Regions from separate parts of the Homo sapiens genome. Here region 2 is linked to region 1. Evidence: read pairs that join two places in POLR2A ChIA-PET (ENCODE). Cell type or tissue: A673. All regions are shown on one strand. Links, peaks and the distances in the headings refer to the core of each region. The heading gives the core; the rest is flanking DNA.

Region 1 (11,382 bases), core at 2,199-10,198:
CCTCCATGGGGCTTACCTGGCATGCTGGGTGTGACAGCTGGAGGACAAGTCCCTGTCCCAGCATGTCTGTATTCCCCACAGGGTCTCCATGTAGGGGTGCTCTTTCAGTGGAAAAGGAAGAGACAGGAAGGAAGAAAAGAGAATGAAGTTAAACCTACAGTCATTTAACTAGTTACGATTCAAAAAGTCTTTAAATAAATCGTTCAATGAACAAGAGCCTGAGACTTAAGTAGGTGCTTCCAATCCTGGCCAAGTCTATAGCCTCCTTCCCAGTCCCAGACTTGCAGCCTCTGTCAGGGTGTGGCGTATGGCCCTCTAGCTGAAGCCTCTCCTCCCCTCCTACCTCCCTCTGATCTGGTCCTGATCTTTTTAAGGCTTGGGGATTATGCTTCTCCCAGCCTTTGGCCTTCCCCGCCAGGGGAATAAACAGATTGCCCTTGGGCTGATCTGGTCCCAGGCTGCCTGCCAGTCTCTTGCTATTCCCTGAGGGTTCTCCTGGCTTTTTTGCCTCCTCACCTTTGGATGCTGAGTTTCTTTTCCTGGAATGTTTTCTTACCACACCGCCCCCTCCCACTCCCCGCACAGATCTTAACCTTAAAAATCAACCCATTCTGTAAAACTTACTTCAAACATCCCTTTCTCCATTCAAACATAACTGAATTCCATAGCCTGGAGTGTTCTCTCTTCTCCAGAATTCTCATAGCATTTGGACCCTTGAAATATGATCACATCACCCATGGTCTTTTGTTTTTTTTTTTTAATTAAAAAAAAAATTTTTAGAGACAGGGTCTCACTCTGTCACCCAGGCTGGAGTACAGTGGCACAATTATGGCTCACTGTAGCCTTGATGTCCTGGGCTCAAGCAATCCTCCCGCCTCAACCACCTGAGTAGCTGGGACAATGGGCATGCACCACCACACCTGGCTAATATTTTTTTTATTATTTTTTATTTATTTATTATTATTATTATTATTTTGGAGAGACAGGGTCTCCCTATATTGCTCTGGTGGGTCTCAAACTCCTGGGCTCAAGTGATCCTCCTGGCTCAGCCTCTCAAAGTGTTGGGATTACAGGCATGAGCCACCATGCCCAGCCTGCCCCAGCATCTTTTAAAGCAAGGCCTACAGGTTTATTCATTTATGTACCATCATATTATCTGGGAAAATGTCTCAAGGACAATAGACAGTCAATTATTACATGATTTTATTGATTTGACAAGAAGTAAATCGGCTAAATTAATGAAATCGCAATACATGTATTGGTGATTTGGTAAATAAATTGGATATTTAACCAATATCCAATTTACATATATATAATTGGATATATATCCAATACTGCTATAAAAGTATAGATATGGCTATCAGTCTAAAATCTGACTTTCTTTTCTTAAAAAATTCAGTTATCAAAACTTTGTAACTGCACCAAAACCAATATAAATTTATGAAATAATCAGAGTAAAAAGACATTATCTACATGGATGCCTATTAAGTCAGAATTTATAACAGCAACAAAATGAAAAAGTTGGAAAATAGTTAAATAGTATAATATTCATTGATTTCAATATCATTCTGCTATTAAGAACTGTTTTTAAAGCCTGAGAAACAAAAAGGGAAATTAAATCTCATGTAAAATGGAAGCATAAAATATGTAAAAGTGTAAGATTCTAACTATTTAAAGTAAATATAAAATGCATTAAGTTAATCATAAAAAATACACCAAAACCTTAAAAGTTTTTGTCTCTAGAAGATCTGTAGGCGATTTTTTAAAAAATAGCTTTTGTGTCTTCTAAATATTTTTTCAGTGAATCATAAAAAAGCAAAATATAATCATGAAAATAATCATAAAAAAGCAAGACAATAGTTTTAAACCTGTTACCTGTAAGGCAAGTATAGATGATTTTGGTGTGCCTGTGTGCATCACCTTTAGGAAGAGAGCAAGGACTCAAGAGAAAATATATTTATTCAGACACACAAGAATACTTGTGGAAAATAAGTTAGGAAAGGAACAAATCAAAACCCCTCAGATTTCCATCCCCAGGGAGAACAATCAAAATATTGTTTGCACATCAGTTGCCAAAGAGTTTCCTTCCTAAACAGTACACGTTTGTACCTGCTGATATTATAATTTCATATATCTGCTAAAATTTCACATTTGTGCTAGAGGTACAGGCAATATTTGCAGATCTTACTGATACTAGTAATCAAGAAATAGGATCTTACTCAAAAATTACTGTCTTCCTCCAGGTGTGGTTGCTGGCGCCTGTAATCCCAGCACTTTGAGAGGCCGAGGCGGGTGGATCACCTGAGGTCAGGAGTTGGAGACCAGCCTGGCCAACATGGTGAAACCCTGTCTCCACTAAAAATAGAAAAATTAGCTGGGCATGGTGGCGGGAGACTGTAATCCCAGCTACTCAGGAGGCTAAGGCAGGAGAATCACTTGAACCCTGGAGGTGGAGGTTGCATTGAGCCGAGACCATGCCATTGCACTCCAGCCTGGCAACAGAGCAAAATTCCGTCTTAAAAAAAAAAAAAATTACTGTCCTTCCTAAGCTGACTATGAACCTAACACTAATACATGAATTCACCACCTTTTGTTTTTTCCTGCTTGGTTGGGTCTTTATTTGGAATACATTTTATATAATTTAGAATGATAAAAATTCAACAAGAAACTCTCTGCTTTTAAAATTCAATATTTTGTTAGCTTTATAGTGTGTAAAATGATGCTGATGTGAAAAGGTCTGTAAGTATTTTTTTGAAAAAGGATCACTTGATGCCAAGGGTTCAAGACCAGCCTGGCCAACTTGGCAAAACCCTGTCTCTACTAAAAATACAAAACTTAGCCAGGCGGTGGGTGGATCACGAGGTCAGGAGATCGAGACCATCATGGCTAACATGGTGAAACCCCGTCTCTACTAAAAATACAAAAAAAAATTAGCTGGGCACAGTGGCAGGTGCCTGTAGTCCCAGCTACTCGAGAGGCTGAGGCAGGAGAATGGTGTAAACCCGGGAGGCAGAGCTTGCAGTGAGCCGAGATCGCACCACTGCACTCCAGCCTGGGGGACAGAGCGAGACTCTGTCTCAAAAAAAAAAAAAATTAGCCAGGCGTGGTGGTTCGTGATGTAATCCCAGCTGCCTGGGAGGCTGAGGCAGGAGAATCACTTGAGAAAAATACAAAGATGGCAGATGAGACTGTAGGATGTTACGATTAACAGTGCATCTATGGCCAGGCGTGGTGGCTCAAGCCTATAATCCCAGGACTTTGGGAGGCCAAGGTGGGTGGATAACTTGAGGTCAGGAGTTTGAGACCAGCCTGGCCAACATGGTGAAACCCTGTCTCCACTGAAAATGCAAAAAAATTAGCCAGGTGTGGTGGTGCACGCCTGTAGTCCCAGCTACTCGGGAGGCTGAGGCAGGAGAATCGCTTGAACCCAGGAGGTGGGGGTGGCAGTGAGCTGAGATCATGCCACTGCACTCCAGCCCAGACCACCAGACCGAGACTCCATCACAACAACAACAACAAAAAAAAGAATGTGTCTGTATCTGATTCTACAAAACCTGACCAGCTCTTCAGTGTCCAATCCATGAAGCCTTGAGCCCGGTGAGACTGAGGAGCTGTCGAGGGGGAGGACAGAACGCAGGACCCTTAGTGCACTGTGGGACCCTGCATGGCTGTGTCAGAAAAAGGACATCTGTGGAGAAACTGGTCAGATCCAAATACAGCCTCTGGTTTAGGAAAGAACTCCATACTAATGTTAGTCGCCTGGTTTTGCTCTTGTCTGACGGTTATGAAGATGGTCACATTGGTGGAATTTGGTGTCAGGGTGTAAAGAAAACCTCTGTACAACTTTTCTGCAAGTCTAAAGTTATTTCAAGTATAAAGTCTAAAAACTCCTCTTATGAGCTAGACCGATGAAGAGGTGGACACACACACGCGCGCACGCGCACACACACACACACACACACACGACATGGTGTCTATGAGTGAGCAATGACCCAGTGTCCTTCCTTTTAAATATTTTATTCCAAAGACATTAAGAAATGACTACTAGATAAAAACGTTGAATGCATATTCTAGTACTTGACAAGGTACATTACCACCTAGCCTACCTCATTGTCCAGTTAGGTACATTTTGATCTGGTTCTGTCTCAGTCTATGTCCCTAAGAGTATTTCTTTACCTCATCTTACTTTTTAAGGGGGATTTTTTATCGAGGCAACATCTTTGTGTATAATTCGGCAACTCTTTGTAACCGTTGCAAAGAAATTTCAGGACTGGAATTGTCCCCATCCTCATATCTCATGTCATCACCAAGCCACCAGACCTCTTACAGGAAAGAGGGAAAAAAGGACATATTTAAAGATTTTATTTCTTGTCCTTTTTTATTGCCGAAGTTGACTGTTAGGCAGTTTATTTGATGCTATATAATTAAAAGACATTTTGTCTTTTATTCAGAAAATAAAAAAGTTGTAGTTTTAGTGCAAGGTTCTGATTGTTTAACACATTTAAAAAAGTAAGATATTCTAGTTTTAATGTGAAGCTCGTCGTGTACAAAGCCACAGGAAAGCAAGCTGTTGTTTGTTTTCTTGTTTACTTCCAGGCCAATGTGCTTTGTGAAGCAGCTGGAGATTCCTCAGTATGGCTACAGAAACAATGTCCCCACAACTACGCCGCGTTCCAACCTGGCCAAGGAGCTCGAGAAATATTCCAAGACCTCGTTTGAATACAACAGTTACGACAACCATACTTATGGCAAGCGAGCCATAGCTCCCAAGGTGCAAACCAGGGATATATCCCCCAAAGGATATGATGATGGTAGGAGGTGCACACTCTTATACATGAGAGACACGTTGCCATTGATGATGTTGTTGTTGTGTATATCAATGTCCTACAAATTAGTTGAGCGGTGGTGGTCACTCAATGGGTACCAAAAGAACAGGACTTTCATAGCACAGCCCAGGAGCTGAAAGCCCCTCAGGTCCACACAGCTGTAGGTGAGCAAAACTTCAGGGGAAGGAAGGAGATGGTTTCCCCTCAATAATTCCGAGACAGCGCACTCGGCTGCTCGTGGAATGTGGAGAGGGAGAAGCTATGGACTGGCTTATTGTCTTTTGTGGTACTGGGAAGACAGTGCCCTTATGTTATACGCTTCCTTTAAATAAATGCCTCTGAGACAGACAGTGCAGGGGAGAGCAGGCAGCCCTGGGCTCCCGGGAGCTTTGAGGAGCTCTGCACCCATCTCCTTGGTGTTCTCAGCCTTGCACGCACATGAGAACCATCTGGGGAGATTTTTTTTCTTAATTCTCATGCCCAACCTGCCCTCATGACCAATAAAATCAGAATCCCTGGGGTGCTCCCTGCACGACACTACGGCACCCTTGAGAAGTTCGCCAGTGATTGCCGGGTAGCCAGAGCTGGTGGCCTCCTTGTCGCCTCTTCACAGAAGACCGGCACCGGAGTCCCCCTGTGACTGGGGACGATGGGGCAAAACAAGGCCCAGCCTGGGGTGCTGCCGGCAGAGCCGTAGCTTCGTCCCCTGCTGGCTTGTGGCAGCTGTGGCACCAACAAAATAGAGCTCATGCAACAAACACAGTGCCACGGGCTTCATGGGAAAGGGGTAGTTTATTTTGACCAATGCTTATTTGAACCACTACCTAGAGTATGAACTAGTTACCATTTCACTACAAAGCTAGTTGGTAAGTAGCTTTTCATTAGAGGGGAAGACTGTATTTATTTAATTTTATTTATTTATCTAACCATGTGTCTGCTTTAAATTCTAGGCTGTATAGACGTAATTGCCAAGTTTTACCAATTGGGACTTGGGGTGTAAATGTTCTGATGATTTAGAAGTCTTATCATGATGCTCTCTAGCACAGGGGAAGGAAATAGTTTTTTAAAAAAGGTCATCAAGCTTTTCTTTGAAAAAGATACTTGGGGCTGGCTGCAGTGGTTCATGCCTGTAATCCCAGCACTTTGGGAGGCTGAGGCAGGCGGATCACTTGGTGTCAAGAGTTCAAGACCAGCCTGGCCAACATGGCAAAACCCTGTTTCTACTAAAAATACAAAAATTAGCCGGGCATGGTGGCTCATGCCTATAATCCCAGCTGCTCATATTGTGCTGCTGCTCTCCAGCCTGGTGGACAGAGCAAGACTCTGTATCAAAAACAAAGAAAAAGGTACTTAGTTAAAATCACAGTACACATACACACACAATATTTAAACTGAATGCTTGGGGACTTCAGAAACCATTTTTATTATTCTACAGGAATTGCTGCACATCTTTCTAAGCTATGGTATTTCTTGCCTTAATAATAATTTATTTGTATAGTGAATGAAATTTAGTATTTCTTGGAGGTATCATATATTGGTCAGAAACAGACATAAATGGATAAAAGGAGTGACTGTAGCGTATAACAGAAATAGTTCTGTTGGTTTGTTTTGTTGTTTGTTTTGTAATAATTTCAGGTTTCTTGTCATCTCATTTGTTCATCTACAAGTGAAGGATCAAAAGAAATTAAGTTCTCCTAATTGAAGGCTGCTTATATGATTTCCAATTCATTGACGTTCTACCGGGATTTGATCCATTCTTTCACTAGATGTTCATGTTTACGCACCTGTTTTTTTGTTGTTCTTGTTCCGTGTGGGCTGATTTCTTTCTTCAGCTTCATTGTTAAGGTCAGACTCCAGCCTGAGAAGGAAAGGGGGCTTCTGGGTGAAGTCATGACCAGCAGAGCCGTCTCCAGGTCACGGTGCCTTTAGGGCACCCGAAGTCAAATCCACTGAGCAGATTTTCGGTGTCATTCTTAGGAGCCGGATGCTACTGGACAAGTTAGCCTAGTGCCATGGGTTTCTTCTGGAGCAGAGAGGAAGCAAGAGTGTCCTCTGCTGACCTTGCGAGGCTGCAGTGAAGATCAGCCGAGACAGGATGGGTGTGAGGACGCACTCTGTGGCGCCATCACATGTTAGTTACTGGCATTGATCATCGCATTCCCGGCAGAGGCCCTCCTGTGGACACTAAAGCTGAGCCATGCTTTGCAGCCGACCCCCTAGAAACAAGCATCTATTGAGCAGACAGGCTGAAAGCTGAATGTTAGGGCTTCAGGAAAACAGAGCAAAGGAAATGCAGCCTCTCGCCACAGTGCAGTGAGAAAATGAGCCGGCCCTCCACTTATTTGTGTACAAATTTTAGAGGCGCAAGTGTTACACGGATGTATTGTGTGGGCGTGAAGTCTGGGCTTTTAGTGACACTCTGCTTCCATTTCACTAGACTCATCTGACAGATTTTAAAAGCCTCCTGGCCGGGCGAGGGGGCTCACGCCTGTAATCCCAGCACTTTGGGAGGCCGAGGTGGGCGGATCACGAGGTCAGGAGATCAAGACCATCCTGGCTAACACGGTGAAACCCCGTCTCTACTAAAAATACAAAAAATTAGCCAGGCGTGGTGGCGGGTGCCTGTAGTCCCAGCTGCTCAGGAGGCTGAGGCAGGAGAATGGCATGAACCCGGGAGGCGGAGCTTGCAGTAAGTGGAGATCATGCCACTGCACTCCAGCCTGGGCAACAGAGCGAGACTCCATCTTCAAGAAAAAAAAAAAGCCTCCTGGAAAGTGCCCACTAGGACAAGACTGGCTGGTAGGTTGTTGATGGGGTGTAATCCAAGGAGATCTGGCCCCACTCCTGGGGACCAGGTAGGAGATTCTGACTGCAGAGTGACTGCTGTCTACAGTTACTCTTCAATGTATCTTTGCCAACACTTGCTTCAGGTGCACAAAGAATTGAGTCATTGTTCCTAAAAAGAGGCAGAGAAATGGGCCTGTCGTAAGGGAGAAAAGTACAGATCTTAGCAACCAAAGGTCAGGGCCATGGAGATACAGAATGAAATAAAACATAGGACCTTCCCTACAGCCTTGGAGAATCATCTCTTAAATCACACCAGCTGTGATCAAACCACTCACAAAATCTTCACTTCACCAGCTGCATCCTTCCAGACACAGCACACCAGTGCTTGCTGTCCATCTGTCAATCTGTGTCTGTCTATGTGTCTGTCTGTGTGTCTGCCTATCCATCTGTCAGTCTATCATGCCTTCCCTCAGGATACACAAGATAGTGAAACACACACTGCTGCCCAGTGAAGTGAGGAGTCCCTCTGCCTGCAGGATTAGCGTGTGCTTTACCAAAGTGGCAAACTTTAGGTAAGATCGTAGAGTTTGAGCAGAAATCATGCAAAAGTAGGGAAACACACAGGATGGTGAGCACAGCCAGTGGTCTGGAGGCCAGGACGGAGACCCGTGAGAAGGAAGAACAGGGAAAGCTGCGGGGGCTGCTGAGGAAGGGGCTTCACGTTGTCTATAGGAAATAGAAATCCACGCAGGCTGACAGAGGGGCTGAGGGGAGGAGGACTGAGCATCCACTTGGGTGTCTGGGCCCTGCCCTCTCCCGGGAACTCCAAGCCACAGCCCACCCACCCTGTTTTGCATGGTGAGCTAAGAATGGCTTTGACATTTTTAAAGAATTGCAGAAAAGCACAATTGACAAATAATATTTTCTGATCTATAAAAGCTGTGTGAAATTCTGTTTCCATGCCATGCATAGGGTGCCGTTGGCACCTGGCTGCCCTCAGGGCTTGGCGGGCAGGCTGCGGTTGCTCCCACAGTGCAGGGCAGAGCCAAGTGGCCACAAAAACAATCGCGCAGTTCCCAAAGCCGAAACATTTGCTACAAAATCCTCTCCAGAAAAAGTTGCCAACCCCTGGCCTATTATATCTCCACCTTTGCTGTGTCTCCAGGCAACACACCCCACCCTTGGGGGCCTAATCCTGTCAGGTTACCAGCCCCCAAATGGGCTCTGCCCATGTTCTCCTTTTGATTATTCCCAGCTTCCAAATTCTCCAGCGCTCAGACCTTCCTATCATCTTGGCACTTCCTCTTCTTTGCTCCCTGCCCTCCTGGCCACACAGACAACTCCCCTGACTGCCTGGGCAGCTGCAGACTCAGCTCATTCTCTCCTTCATGACTCCTCTGGAGTGCACCTCCCTGGCCCTCTGTCTCCAGCCCCACCACGCCCGCCTGCAGAGCTCCCTTCTTCCCTCCACCTGCCCGACTTCCCCATGGCCTCTCTACCTGAGCAGAGGCCGCTCCCTGGTGAAGTTTTCTCCTCCTGCAGGCAGTCCGCGGCCCTTCCTACCACTCTCCAGCTGCCTGCGTCCATGGAGCTCGGTGCCACACTCTGCCCTGCAGCATGGCTGTGTCACCTCTTGGGTACCACCTGCCAAGACGGCCTGTCTTCCCACGGGCCGCAAGCTCCTGCTAGGTCACAGGCCGGGTCTGCAGATTCGCTCCACCCTCTAGGGCCAGGGCAGGCCAGGCAGGCAGTAGCTGTGCCAAGGACACTGAGGAAAAGAGAGCCTGAAACCTGGACCTCGACGCCCTTTGGACATCAGCTCAACTCTAGCAAGTAGACCGTGTGCCTTGGAGATGTCATCCCACAGGCTAGAAAGCTCCATTCTTTCCCATGTAAGATTAGACGTCCGTATTTCAACTTACTTGAAACACTAGTTGGACGTGTGTAAAGACTATGAGACTCAGTGCCACAGATTAGGACCTGAATCAAGTTAGGTCTAAAGATCACTGGGTCCCAGCTAGTGGAGACATCTCCATGATGGACATCTTGTGATTGCATTTGTCTGGTTTTCATGGAAATTCATATTGTGGAGACATGTTTATCTATTCTCTGCAAGAAAAGGTGAATACATAAGGCAATAGGCATTTCTAGAACAAGGCATGTACATTTAGTAAGAATTTCACAAGCAGAGTAGGTGAATGAAAAGGTCCTACCTGGAAGGTTTTGTATTTTTTTGTTTTGTTTATTATTATTACATCAACAGCTGTATTTAATCACACAAATCCTGTGTGCTTTTCCTTTTTTCCTGCAGTAGAGGAAATGGAATAGTTGAAGAGGTATTTTTAGGATGGTTTAAGATCCAGCGGCTGCTCCTGTTTGAAGGCAGCTCTGGCATCTAGAGTTAAAGCTGCTGCATTGCTCGTAACATACAGTGATGTTCTGGGCGCCTGGAAGAACATTAACACATTCTTGTCTGCTGATGGACTGAAAAAAAATTTGATCAAAAAATAGCTCTGGGCCGGCGTGGTGGCTTATGCCTGTAATCCCAGGACTTTGGGAGGCCAAGGCAGGCAGATCACCTGAAGTCAGGAGTTTGAGATCAGCCTGGCCAACATGGTGAAACCCTGTCTCTACTAAAAATACAAAAATTAGCCGGGCATGGTCGTGGGCGCCTGTAATCCCAGCTACTTAGGAGGCTGAGGCAAGAGAATCACGTGAGCCTGAGAGGCAGAGATTGCAATGAGTTGAGATCATGCCACTGCACTCCAGCCTGGGTGACAGAGTGAGACTCCATCTCAAAACAAACAAACAAACAAAAAAAAAAAAAGTTTTGTTTGCGAAAAGAAAAAGAAAGTGCATTCTGTCATTGTGAAACTGCTCTCATCAGACCAAGCATCCTCTGTGCTGGAAGAGGGGGAACAGAGCACCCTCAATTTGAAGCCCCTGCTCTGCAGCGCCCCCTGCTGTCAGGGCACTGAGCCGAGCAATGCTGATTGTGGTCCAAAAGATACTGGCATGAAGGGCTGTGCTGACATTTTACAAATAGGGATAATTATTAGGACCAATGACCTTCCTTTCCTGAGCAATTTTAACTGTAGGCCCTCTTATTTTTATTTTTGTTTTAATTAAAACTTTTAAATGACATTTTTATATTCAGTAAAGGATGCATGTGAAAGTAGATACTGTCTTAGTTGCCCATTTGAGTGCAGTGAGTTGATAGGCACATCAAAAGACTCTTGACAGTTCAGTCACCGACTAAAATTCGGTACCATCCACTTGGCGTCATCTAGTTGTAGCATCTTATGAATTAAATATCTGGGAAAGTCAATGCATCGTCACATCTACATTTTATAACTTCAGGATAATTTAAGGTGATTCAAGTAAGATGAGAGGAAGAAATGCAGAGAGTCGTTTTAGTTAAAAATTCTTTCAAGTAAAATGTTGTCACATAGAGGTAGCATTTTTCTTTTTTGTTTCAACTTTTATTTTAGATACAGAGGGTACCTGTGCATGTTCATTACACGGGCATATTGCACCCAGGTAGTGAACACAGTACCCAAGAGGTATTTCTCCAACCCACTCCCCTCTCTAGTGTCCACAGTGTCGATTGTTCCCATGTTTATGTCCCTGTGTGCTCTATGTTTAGCTCCCACTTACAAGTAAGAACATGTGGTACAAAGTTTTCTGTCCCTGCATTAATTCATTTAGGTTTGTGGCCTCCAGCACCATCCATGTTACTGCAAATGACATGACTTTAGACTTTATTGTT
Region 2 (11,382 bases), core at 1,736-9,735, 57 kb after region 1:
ATGGGAAACAGTGCTGCATCTATCAAATAAACGAAGTTGTAAGGTAGCTGCTCCCTTTCAGCTCTCTAAATTTTAGCTTATAAAGTACGCAGTCCAGACGCAGATGAGGCCTCCTGCTTTTAACATACTGCTTGCAATAAAAAAGAAAGAGAGAAAAGACAGGGAAGGAAGGAAGGAAGGAAGGAAGGAAGGAAGGAAGGAAGGAAGGAAGGAAGGAAGGAAGGAAGGAAGGGGGAGGGGGAGGGGAAGGGAAGGGAAGGGGAAGGAAAGGGAAGGAGGGAGGGGCAGGAGGGAAGGGAGCGAGGGAAGGGAAGGAGAGAGGGAGATAAAGGAAGCTAGGAGAGTTAAAGACACTGTCAGCAGTGGATAATGGCCCCCCCCTCACCACCCCGCCCCCTAGAGCACGGTTGTCTGTACAGAGTAGCTGAGTGAAACCTGCTATCTGTCCCTGAGTGACCAGATCCCAACAGTCAGAGTGGGGGACCCTCACCTGACTGGCTGGCGTTTTGGATTAGAAACAGAACTCACAGGATGATTGTTTTGTCATTAAAATCTCACTGAAGGTAACTCGCTCCTGTGCTCACATCCCAGCCATTTGAGAGCTATGTTTAAACAGCACGTGTCTATGAAAAGCACACATTGTGAATGCCACCAAAGAAAAATGAAGCATGCAACTTGTGGGAGGATTCTCCAGACTCCGTGCCAACGTTGCAAGCTCTTCACCCAGATTCCTCAGCCTCTGCAGTGCTGGCAAGTGGGGGCAGATGGCTGTTTGCCGTGGGGGCCGTCCTCCGCACCGTGGGACCTGTGCGGCACCCCTGGGCCTCACCCACCAGATGCCAGGAGCATCCACCCCTTCGTGACAACCAAAGATGCCTGCAGTCACTGCTGAGTGTCCCCTGGGGGGACCACTGCCACAGACCCAGGGCAGCAGAGGGCTTATGACATTGATGTGGCTTCACCAGGCAGCACAGAAACAGCCACCACATTTGGTAGAACACGAGTGAGTCGCGCCGTCCAACAAGATTGCCAGAATTAAATCACTGGTTTAGATTAAAAAAAAATTTGTAAAACTCCAATTAAATATACAAAGACAAGAACATTCCATGCTGGTGTTTATTTCATCTTAGAAAAGCGATGTCTTGGTCCTCTCACGTGGCCAGAGCTTCCGGCATGGCGTAATGTCAGCACCCCGTAAGGTGAACACTTCCTGGTCACTTTGTGTCCAAATGTCTGTTTTTCTGATTTTTTTTTTTTTTTGGTGGGAGTTGGCATCATGTAAATTTAGTCCTCATGTGGGTTAAACATTTTATTCATTTTACATATATCTTAGACTGTTAAGTCTTAATATAGCACAAACCCATGATTAAAATCTAAGCTCAAATTTAAGCTACCATCTATGCCTGGAGTAAATGATCCCAGGGTTAAGTCAATGGAGTTGGAAAGTAAGTGTGATTTGTGTTTGACAAATCTGAGACCTAGACAGAGCCCTCTCGGGGTTTTAGCGTACTGAAGGTGGAGCACCTTGTGACGTTACTTGTTCTAGTAACAGCTTCCCTAGTATAGACATCTAAGCGGGGCTGGGCACGTTGCTCAGCAGAAGTGTTGCCTCCACGTGACAGTCCTTACATAAAGCCCCCGCTAAAGGAAGATGGAGGCCCCAGCAAAACAAGTGCAGTTCTGTGTAAATGAGCTGCTGCAGACAGACAGAAGCCAACAAGCAAACAAGGAAACTCTTAAAGGTCTGTTGGCTCTTGGTGGCCAGAAATGCAAGTAGGAGGAACTTCTTTTCATGTTAATCTTCTATTGTCTGTTTCCCAGGAACAGGAAGATAATGTTACCTATAGGCAAACGCCACTTAGACGATGATTCACTGGCCTTCTTTTTCCCTCAGTTATGCCACAATTCAAGGTAGTTGTGTGGGTTCAAGGCATCCTCCTCCTGTACTGTGGGCTGTTGTGAGAGGGGAAGTCACCAAACAATGATCCTGAACCTGTTCAGAGCACAGATCCGCCTCGCGCACCTGTGGTGTCTGGAATTCTCCCTCCTGCTCCCAGGACAAACGCCTCGCGCTTCCGTGGTGTCTGGAATTCTTCCTCCTGCTCCCAGGACAAATGCCTCGCGCTTCCGTGGTGTCTGTAGAATTCTCCCTCCTGCTCCCAGGACAAAGGCACACACTCCAATTCTGTCTGCAGTTGCAGAGCATTCCCAGCTCCCATCTGAGAGAAAACTGAGGCCAAGCCCCAGCCTTCTCCTGGGCCCATTCTGGGAAACTGGGTGAGGAGCTGTCCTCCACCATCTCCACAGATGCGCTGAGAATTAGCGATTTCATTAACTTTTGAATTTGAGGAAACTGAGGGGCCAGGAGATTCAGTAGCAGAGCTGCAACTGGAGCCCATGTCGTCTGACTCCGAGTCCCACCTCCTGGCAGCCCCATGAGCCTAGGATGGCCCTGGAGGAAGTAGGTGTGCCTAAACCACCTAGAGAAGGTGGGGTTGTACCTGCCTCTTAGCGGTGGTGTTTTCTGGCCTCCACATAGCATCTAAAACGTCCCTAAGTCCATTTCAACAAATGTTTATTGGCTGTGATGTTCTATCAAACAATCCTCTATCCGCTGCTTTGCCGACTCTCCGTCCTCAGTGAACAGAGGCCCTGTTGACCAAATGCCTACAAAGGCTTCCATGTCATTCACAGTCATCCATGGGGCTCCTCTTTATACTCTTGTTTTCAAACTAACAGACTGTTTCTTAAGTGTGTCCTCAAAATCCTGTTTTCCAGACCCCTTTGCTCTTTTTTCCGACCCCCCAGGCCCACTTCTTCACCTGTAGTCTCCCTTTGCTCTTTTCTCCGACCCCCAGGCCTTCTCCTTCACCTGTAGTCTCCAGGTCCCGCCAGACAGGCCTGCCCAGGGGTGCTCCTCATTCTCTCTGCGCAGCCGTCCCACATGCGTTTTTCATAGGATCAGGCAAGCAGCAAGAGCTCCAAGGGCCCTGGAGTTGTTCCAATGCAGAAGTCAAGTCCACATTTTCCACAAATGATGATGCTCCAGGAATCCGACTCCCACTAGAACACCCTGTGGCCTCTACGGTTCCCGAATGGCCTCTAATCACAAAAGAACATTCACTGGGCACCTGCTATGTACCAGAAATTACAGTGAGTATTTTACATCTATAATCTCACCATCCTATGAGATTATTGGTATCCTGACTGCAAATGAAGATGCGCGGGCACAGAGATGCTCAGCTGCCCGTCTTGTCAGCGCCTGTGCTCACCTGGAGCACTTCCACTCTGCTCTTTTACAATAATGCGCAAAATCGAAGCCTCCAGCATGGCAGTCAAACGGCCAGACAGTGTCTACCTATGCCACTCCAGTGTGCTGTGGGGACTTTCAACAGGGATCCCAAAGGCCTTACCTGCTGTGAAATGGAGACATCACCAGGTCCTGAAGAAGACAGTGAAGAAACAGGCTTGATGTCATGCAGAAGAGCCAGGAGCAAGTCTGCCTTGGAGAGTCTCAGGTCCCGCTGCCAAAATCCGGAGAGGTGGCTCCTCACCAGGGGGCCTTGGGAACCTTGTAAGGTGGTGCTTGTCCAACCCTGTCAGTATCTGCCCTCACACAGGGTGCAAAGCTGTTTAGTCAGAGGGTCCGGAGGGTCACAGGATCCATTCTCATGCGGGGCATAGAGCTGTTTCGCCAGAGGGTCAGTGAGGTCTGTGCTCTGCCCCTGGGCTCCGGGCCGGACACCCACCCTAGCACCACTTTGGCCTGGGGGCCACGAGGTACACTGCCCTTGACCACATGTCTCCCGGGATCCCAAATCCTCCAGTTTCTCATAATCCTGCACTCACCTGTTGTTGGCCCTTTCTCGCTGGAGCTGTCCGTATGCTCTGTCCGTGTGCTCACCCCCAGCCTTTCCCTCCCCCAGAGAACACAGAGCTCTCCCTTACAGCGTTTCCATCGTTTACAAAGTTCCAGATAAAGATGTGGACATATGACAAGCCCCTGTGAATTGTGGAAAACAGTTTCTGTCTAGGAAATTATTAATCATTTAAACATAATCCCAAATGCCAGCGTGGAATTCCAGAAACCTAGTAAATTAGTAAATACCTATTTGAGTACGTAGTCTGTCCCCGAGGCTAAGGAACAGTGATAACTAAGGTGTTCCTAGCCTCGAGGTACAGGTAATTATGAGGAAAGACATAAAAGCTAACCAGCCTGGCGCACTCTCACGCATTCCTGCACAATTAAGGGAAACTGAGATGGGTTCCAGGAGGGCGCACCTCAGGGCAGTGGCCTTGAGGCCTCCAGGTCGGGATGGCACTAGGGTGGGAATCTGACCTGAAAGATACTTTTCAAATATGTATGTACTTATCAAAGCCTAAAGATAATGAGTAAGTCATGTCTGAATTCTGACAAGGCAGGGTGGGTTGGAGCCCAGGAGAGAGGAGGCGACGCTGAGCCACTGCATGAGGGATGGTGAGGGTCTCTAGGAGGTCATGCAGAGAAGGATATTCCAAGCAAAGGACCAGTATTACAGAACGTCTTATAACACCAACATCAATGCACATTTGACAGTGAATAATTCAGTTTGGCAACAGTTTCAGGTCTAAGCCTATGGGAGCAGCTACAAACGGAACTTGCTTTAGGAGTCCCGTTGAATTCAGTATAAGGGGGTAAAATTTTATTTGCTGGAAAACGGGTATTCACCCAAGTGCAGGCTTAGCTTTTAGCCTAGACAGCGGGCTGCTGAGAGACGGCAGGTGTCAAAAGCGCACTTGGATGGTGACAGTGGCAGCCGAGAGAAGAGCTGGTGCAGGTGAGGAGAGCAGCAATGGGGCCGTGACCAGCAGGGCCAGGAGTGGGAGGGGCCCCTGGGGAAGAAGGCAGGCGCTAAAGAGGGAGGGCCTGGGATGCAGCAAGCAGCCGGGGGACATCATCATCCGGTATAAAGAAGCCCACCAGGAGGAGTGGGCCTTAGATTCTGTCTAAACACATTAACTTTGGGATTCTTATGATATATTCAGGTGAGCAAAGGAGGAAGGTGAGAGGAGAAAAACAGCTTCCAGAGTCACCAGCAGATGAGCTGTTCCAACTCATTCACGAAAAGAAAACGACACTTTTAAAAATGGAAGATGGTGGCTGGGTGCGGTGGTAGCTCACGCCTGTAATCCCAGCACTGTGGAAGTCTGAGGCAGGCAGATCGCTTGAGGCCAGGAGTTCGAGATCAGCTAACATGATGAAACGTCATCTCTACTAAAAATACAAAAATTATCCAGGTGTAGTAGTGCAAGTCTGTAATCCCAGCTACTCAGGAGGCCGAGGCAGGAGAATCGTTTGAATCTGGGAGGCGGAGGCTTCAGCGAGCCAAGGTCATGCCCCTGCACTCCAGCCTGGGCAGCAGAGCGAGAGACTCTGTCTCAAAAAAAAAAAAAAAAAGGAAGATGGATCCAAATCCTAAGAAATGAACTGTGGATGTGAGCCCTGAGCAGAGCATGGAGCTGTAGCTCCAATGCCCAGGAAAGGAGGGATTGCTCCCCTCCCTCCAGGGCTCGGGAAGGGCCTGCAAATGAACCCCTATGTTTCTAAAATTTGGAAGGAGAAGACGAGGGGGAGCGACTTTTTGTTAGGTTCAAATCTGGGCCCTAAAGAAGGGATCACAAGTGCAGATAAAGGTGAAAGTCAGGATCTAAAATCACAGAGCTCCTTCTCTGTGCCCAGCATTGTATGTATCATGTTATCACTTCCAGTTTTCACAGCCGATGATGCAGGTATTTCTGCCCCAAAATACAGACAAGGAAGCCGAAGCACAGACACTCGGGCCAGGTCTGCACAGCCTATACATAGCATCGCCTCTTCCTTCTCTCCCTTGGCGCAATACCTGGAAGTGGCCGCTCAGATCCTTCTCACAAATAGTCATTCTGTAGAGAATCTCCACTCTGGGGTCCATAGCAAGTACTGGCTTTCCATCCTATGTTATAAGCCAAAAAGGGAAGTTTTAAATACTGAACAAGTTCTAATTCCATTGCTCCTAGAGTTCTAGTGCTTAGTTGGTGGGTAGGGAAACGTTCCCTTGTTTTCATCAAGCATGAAAAGTAGCAAGAAGTAAGCAGTATAAAGGTTCCAGCCATGCATTAAGATGCTACAGTGAGAACAGGGTGCTGCGGGGGGCCCTGGACTCCTGGGGGTGTTCAGTGCTGAAGGGGAAGCTAGGTCCTGCTGTGCTAGGGATGGAACAGAGGCCCTGGGCTACGGCGTGTGGAAGAGAGGACCCCGTGGGGCACAGGTGCCGAGCTGCCCACCAAGTGAGTGGGGGCAGGTAAAGACCACACCCCTCCAAGCACAGGCTTCTCACAGGTGCCCTGGGCTAGTGCCCCAGAAGAGACCACAGGGCCTCTTCTCACCAACAGACATGGCTTTCAGATGAGAGCTCCTGAGCCCCAGAGCAGGCATTCTAGGAGTCTAGAGCAGCCCTGTGCCAAGGCCAAGGCTTCCTGGAGGCCACCGCATTGTCGGAGCCAAATCTTGTTGCAGATTTGTTCTGTTTGGTTTAGTTTTGCCCCCAGCCCAGGCCTCCATGGTGGCCCAGAGCTGTCCCTGGCTCCCAAGTCCACAGGGAGTGACTCAGGGACAGGGCAGGGGGCAGGGCCTACAGGAGCTCGGCCTCTGTGGTGGAGTCAGGGGCTCGGCTTCCCCCACAGCAATCCTACATCTGGGGAGATGGGATCCTGGGTAGGACTCCGTAATTCTCCCTGGGTAAGACACTTTAATTCTCCCTGGGTAGGATACCGTAATTCTCCCTAGGAAGGACACCATAGTAATTCTCCCTGGGTAGGATACCGCAGTAACTCTCCCTGGGTAGGACTCCGTAATTCTCCCTGGGTAAGACACTTTAATTCTCCCTGGGTAGGATATCGTAATTCTCCCTAGGAAGGACACCGTAATTCTCCCTGGGTAGGACATCATAGTAATTCTCCCTGGGTAGGATACCGTAGTAACTCTCCCTGGGTAGGATACCGTAATTCCCCCCTTGGTTCCTCTTTTCTTCATTCATGCATTGAATGACCCGCTCTGTGCAAGGCGTCGGGCTAGGAATTGGGGAACCGCAGAGGAACACTCGCATGGTTTACACTCCCAGGCATCGCCTCTCAGAGGAGCCTGTAGAGGAGAGAACCGTGTGAGCCTGCAGCGGCCGCACTGTGAGGACAGCCAGGCCCAGGCTTCTTGCAGGATGCAGAGGCCACGCAGCTGGGAACGAGCCACAGACAAGGCAGGGACATCGGCCAGCCCGAAGGATGGCGGCAAGGGTTGCAGGGAGAGCCCAGCGAGGATGGCGGGGCCTACGAGTCGCGTGGAAGAACTCGGGTCCCCCTGAGGAAGCGGAGAGCCTCGGATGATGCTAAAGCGCTGGCCTGGAGGTGTTCCCAGCCCGGGGGCCGGTACTAGCACCGCGCGCCTGGAAGCGGAAGCGCCTGGAAGCGGAAGCGCCTGGAAGCGGAAGCGCCTGGAAGCGGAAGCGCCTGGAAGCGGAAGCGCCTGGAAGCGGAAGCTGGACAGACGAGGAGAGGCCTTGGGTGTGACATCAACGGAACCTGAGGGAAGCAAAACTCAGCAAGGACGCACCCGGTCTGCTGGACTGGGGCTTTGGGTTGGTGACGTGGACGATGAGTCTAATTTTGGGGCATCCGCGCAGTTGTGCAGCGGTCAGTGGGGTGCAGGGGTGGACGTGAGGTCAACCCACGCCGGCCTCAGAGCCCCAGCGACCTGCAGGCAGGTCAGGAGCCAGAGGGTGGGGCGGGGGCGGAGGAGGCCAAGGGAGGAAGGAAAGGTCGGGGGAAGCACAGGCGGGCCCCTCTTTCCAGATTCCCTCCTTTAAGAGGGCGGGGAGAAGAAAGGCCCCAGCAGGCAGCGAGCTCAGGTGCCCTCGCCTCGCCGCCTCTTTCCTCTTCCTGTGAAGAGCGAGACAGGGGAAGGAGCAGGAGGATTCCCCGCTGGCTCCAGGAGGTGGGGCAGCAGGGGCCTGGGAGTGAAGGCGCTGTGGGGCCCTGACAACCTCCTTTCTGCCCAGACACGAAACCCGAACCTTCCCGAACCTTCCCACACCCGCCTGTGCTGAGGTGCTGCCCCCACCTGAACAGGGAGGAGGATGGCCAAGGCCTGGGAGGCAGGATGGAGCCTCCCTTTAGGGGAGTGAGCACTTCCTCCTGGGAATCTGCGTGTTTCCAAGAATCAGAACTGACCAAGAAAACTATCCCCGAGCTCAGGAAAGCCAGGGAGAAGAGTGGCCTCCCACCTGGACCCACCCGTGTGCCAGCGCCGGGCCCGCGATTTCCACAAGACCCAATAGCATGGCAGGAGATTGCCCAATTTCTGGTTCTTCAATTCTTTTCCAAAAATCCCATTTGTTTTATGTATTATTTTATGTGATGTGTATGTGTGTGTATGTTTCTGTTCCAGCTGAAAAAATTCCCTTTACAAACATGTCCAAAGCCTCTGTACCCAAGAGGTTGAAAATTAAATAAAATAGGCGTGTCCAGCTCCCACTCTCCCGTCTGCAGGCACAACCCGAAGCCTGGAATAAGTCACTAGCCCATCACTGTCTCCCAAGACACGAACCTGAGATGGAAGTGCTTGGGAAGCTGCTGTGAGAGACAGAGTACCCAAGAATGGGGCTGGGAGGCTGCTTTTTTCTGCCATGTTCACCCCCGACATGCACGCATCCGTGTGCGCTCGCTCCCGCGCTCTCTGTCAACAAAACCTCCCCCAGCGTCTTTCCTGGTGACTCCCGACTGCTTCTGCTCCCTCCCGGTGGACCAGTTTCTCTCCCGTTCACAGCATCCTAGCCCACCCCAGTCTCCCAACTTTCTTGAAAGGGGACTGACGGTGCCTAGAGCCTTGGAGAGGACACAGGGAAAGAACTCTCCTCCTGAATTTTGACTTTGTGCCCAGAAGCACAGGTTTTGGAGAGAATCAAGTCACAGCCTCGTCGGTTAAGAAAGCTCACTGGGGCGGATTACGAGGTCAGGAGATCGAGACCATCCTGGCTAACACGATGAAACCCCGTCTCTACTAAAAAATACAAAAAATTAGCCGGGCGTGGTGGCGGGCGCCTATAGTCCCAGCTACTTGGGAGGCTGAGGCAGGAGAATGGTGTGAACCCAGGAGGTGGAGCTTGCAGTGAGCTGAGATCGCACCACTGCACTCCAGCCTGGGCGACAGAGCAAGACTCTGTCTCAAAAAAAAAAAAAAAAAAAGAGGCCGAGGTGGGCAAATCACGAGGTCAGGAGATCGAGACCATCCTGGCTAACACGGTGAAACCCCGTCTCTACTAAAAAATACAAAAAAATTAGCCAGGCGTGGTGGTGGCCGCCTGTAGTCCCAGCTACTTGGGAGGCTGAGGCAGGAGAATGGCGTGAACCCGGGAGGCGGAGCTTGCAGTGAGCCGAGATCACACCACTGCACTTCAGCCTGGGTGACAGAGTGAGACTCTGTCTCAAAAAAAAAAAAAAAAAGAAAGAAAGCTCACTGAAATCAACGGTGTGGGGTGCTTTCTGAAATGTGTTTCTTATTTAGCCTTTCAGGTTGCCCAAGAGCAAAGAAAAGTGGTATCAGGATAGCACAGAGCAAAGAAGATAAAGAAGATCAAGAACCCATCAGGTATGAGCACCAGTGGGGCTGAGAACCATAGCAGGGCTGCCATGTGGGGACGAGGCATTCAAGCAAAGCAAGTATATGTCAACAAGAAAAAGAGACAGCGGGTCTTAGTGGCCATTCTTTGAGATTTCCACAAATGCAAGGTCAGATAACTTAGACCCAAACCAAAGCACATCTGCTGATTGGCTGAAAAGTTACATGGGCTGTCCAGCAATAAGCTGATATCCATCAATCTGAGGTTCCATGTAACCCAAATCCCCAAAAACAAGCCTTCCCTCTCCTCTTGGTGGGAAAAGCAGCTGAATTCTTGGGAATGGCAGATTGGTGAATGCTCCTGAAGGTACTAAATACAACATCACAAGCGGATGTTTCACTGGTATTCTGGCTTATAAAAATAGTTTAGTTATACCCTGCCTTGCTCTAAGGCAGGGCTTGGGGCTGCAGTGGACACTGAGCTTGGAGCCTGTGACTACCGCTGGGCTGCCCAAGGGGGTGTTTGTCCCCATCCCACGCCAGCCATGCCTGGGCCCCAAAAACCCACACAGTAAGCCTCACTTCACATCCCCAGAAAAAAGTTTTAATTAAAACAAAATAAAAATGAATTAAAGCATAAATTATTCAAATAAATTAAGATTTGTCAAAATAAATAGGTAATGCAAATTCTGAGGAATGCAAACTTTTCTGTTAATAAAAACAATGCAGGCAAACTCACTGCTCAGGACACATGAGGAGCGCTTAGGCCAGGCCCTGCCTCCTTCAGGCGCCTTTGCTGCCCTGGTGTGTGTCTTGGTCCTGCCATTCACAAGTTCCCAGGAACACACCTGTCCCGTGTCCCTGTGTCAGCCCGATTCCAGGAGACTTCATGAGACGTCTCTGCAGCTTAGGATCTTCTCTAGCTGGAAGGGCATTTTAAGGCCTCCAGAAGATACGGCCAGACAAATAAATGTCTTCTAGCTCTTGAGAAAAGCACGAAACAGCCTCTTTAAAAATAATGCCACGACATCTTATTGACGTTGCATTTTTTCCACCTGAAAAGCCATGGTTCTGTCCCAAAGTGGTATCTTTTAAACACACGCTTGTGTAGCTGCATGTGCCTGCGTGGTCTTTTGTGTGCTGAACCCATCAGTCCCACCAGGCACATACACTTTGTTCCAGAAAATCCTTCCATCTGCAATGGGTCAGGCCTTCTGCGCAGGGGAAACAGTTCAGTGTTCCACTAGGTGGTGTCTTTTAGTGACTTTTCTTTCTTTCTCTTTTTTCTTTTCCTTTTGCCCAGCCAGGAGGGCATGGTTGTTTTTTTCTTCTTCATGCCGGGTTATTCTGACTTTGTTACAGAAGCCACCAGGCGACGGTGGCCAGACAATAAAGTGTGTCACCTCTGCCTGCCTACAGGTGTCCGGTCCCCGGGTGCGACGGCCAGGGCCACATCACTGGGAAGTACGCGTCCCATCGCAGCGCCTCCGGGTGCCCCTTGGCGGCCAAGAGGCAGAAAGACGGGTACCTGAATGGCTCCCAGTTCTCCTGGAAGTCGGTCAAGACGGAAGGCATGTCCTGCCCCACGCCAGGATGCGACGGCTCAGGCCACGTCAGCGGCAGCTTCCTCACACACCGCAGGTGAGTGGCCGCGTCTGCGGGACCCTGGCTGGGATGGTGCCGCCGAGAGCCGACTGGCACGGCTGGTTATGACGGCAGCAGGTGCCAGCTTCTCCCGTCACCTGTGTTTAGAAAGA

The links. Peaks named below come from ENCODE experiments on the same cell type or tissue, not always from the same donor. Only the 100,000 strongest peaks of a DNase experiment are listed, where the experiment ranks them.
Region 2: POLR2A ChIA-PET joins it to region 1 with 8 read pairs; 1 of 35 experiments calls an interaction of 5 or more read pairs at or near these places.

Annotation. Positions count from the first base shown.
Region 1 is chr2:1,896,509-1,907,890 of GRCh38, reverse strand. It overlaps MYT1L (myelin transcription factor 1 like), which reads left to right. Exons shown (of 25, transcript NM_001303052.2): 14 at 4,597-4,811. Among named protein-coding and RNA genes, the nearest start is that of PXDN, 160 kb to the right of the region's middle. In A673, for the core only: CTCF peaks have their summits at 6,751 and 6,953; a DNase peak (open chromatin) is centred at 6,950.
Region 2 is chr2:1,839,033-1,850,414 of GRCh38, reverse strand. It overlaps MYT1L (myelin transcription factor 1 like), which reads left to right. Exons shown (of 25, transcript NM_001303052.2): 20 at 9,572-9,655; 21 at 11,045-11,266. LOC107985838 (a long non-coding RNA gene) reads right to left here and starts at 7,432. Exons shown (of 4, transcript XR_007086191.1): 1 at 7,343-7,432; 2 at 7,016-7,156; 3 at 5,880-5,969. RefSeq lists enhancers at 6,000-6,653, 6,654-7,308, 7,963-8,617, 11,219-11,382. In A673, for the core only: no CTCF peak of the experiment used is centred there; no DNase peak of the experiment used is centred there; H3K27ac peaks cover 2,790 bases.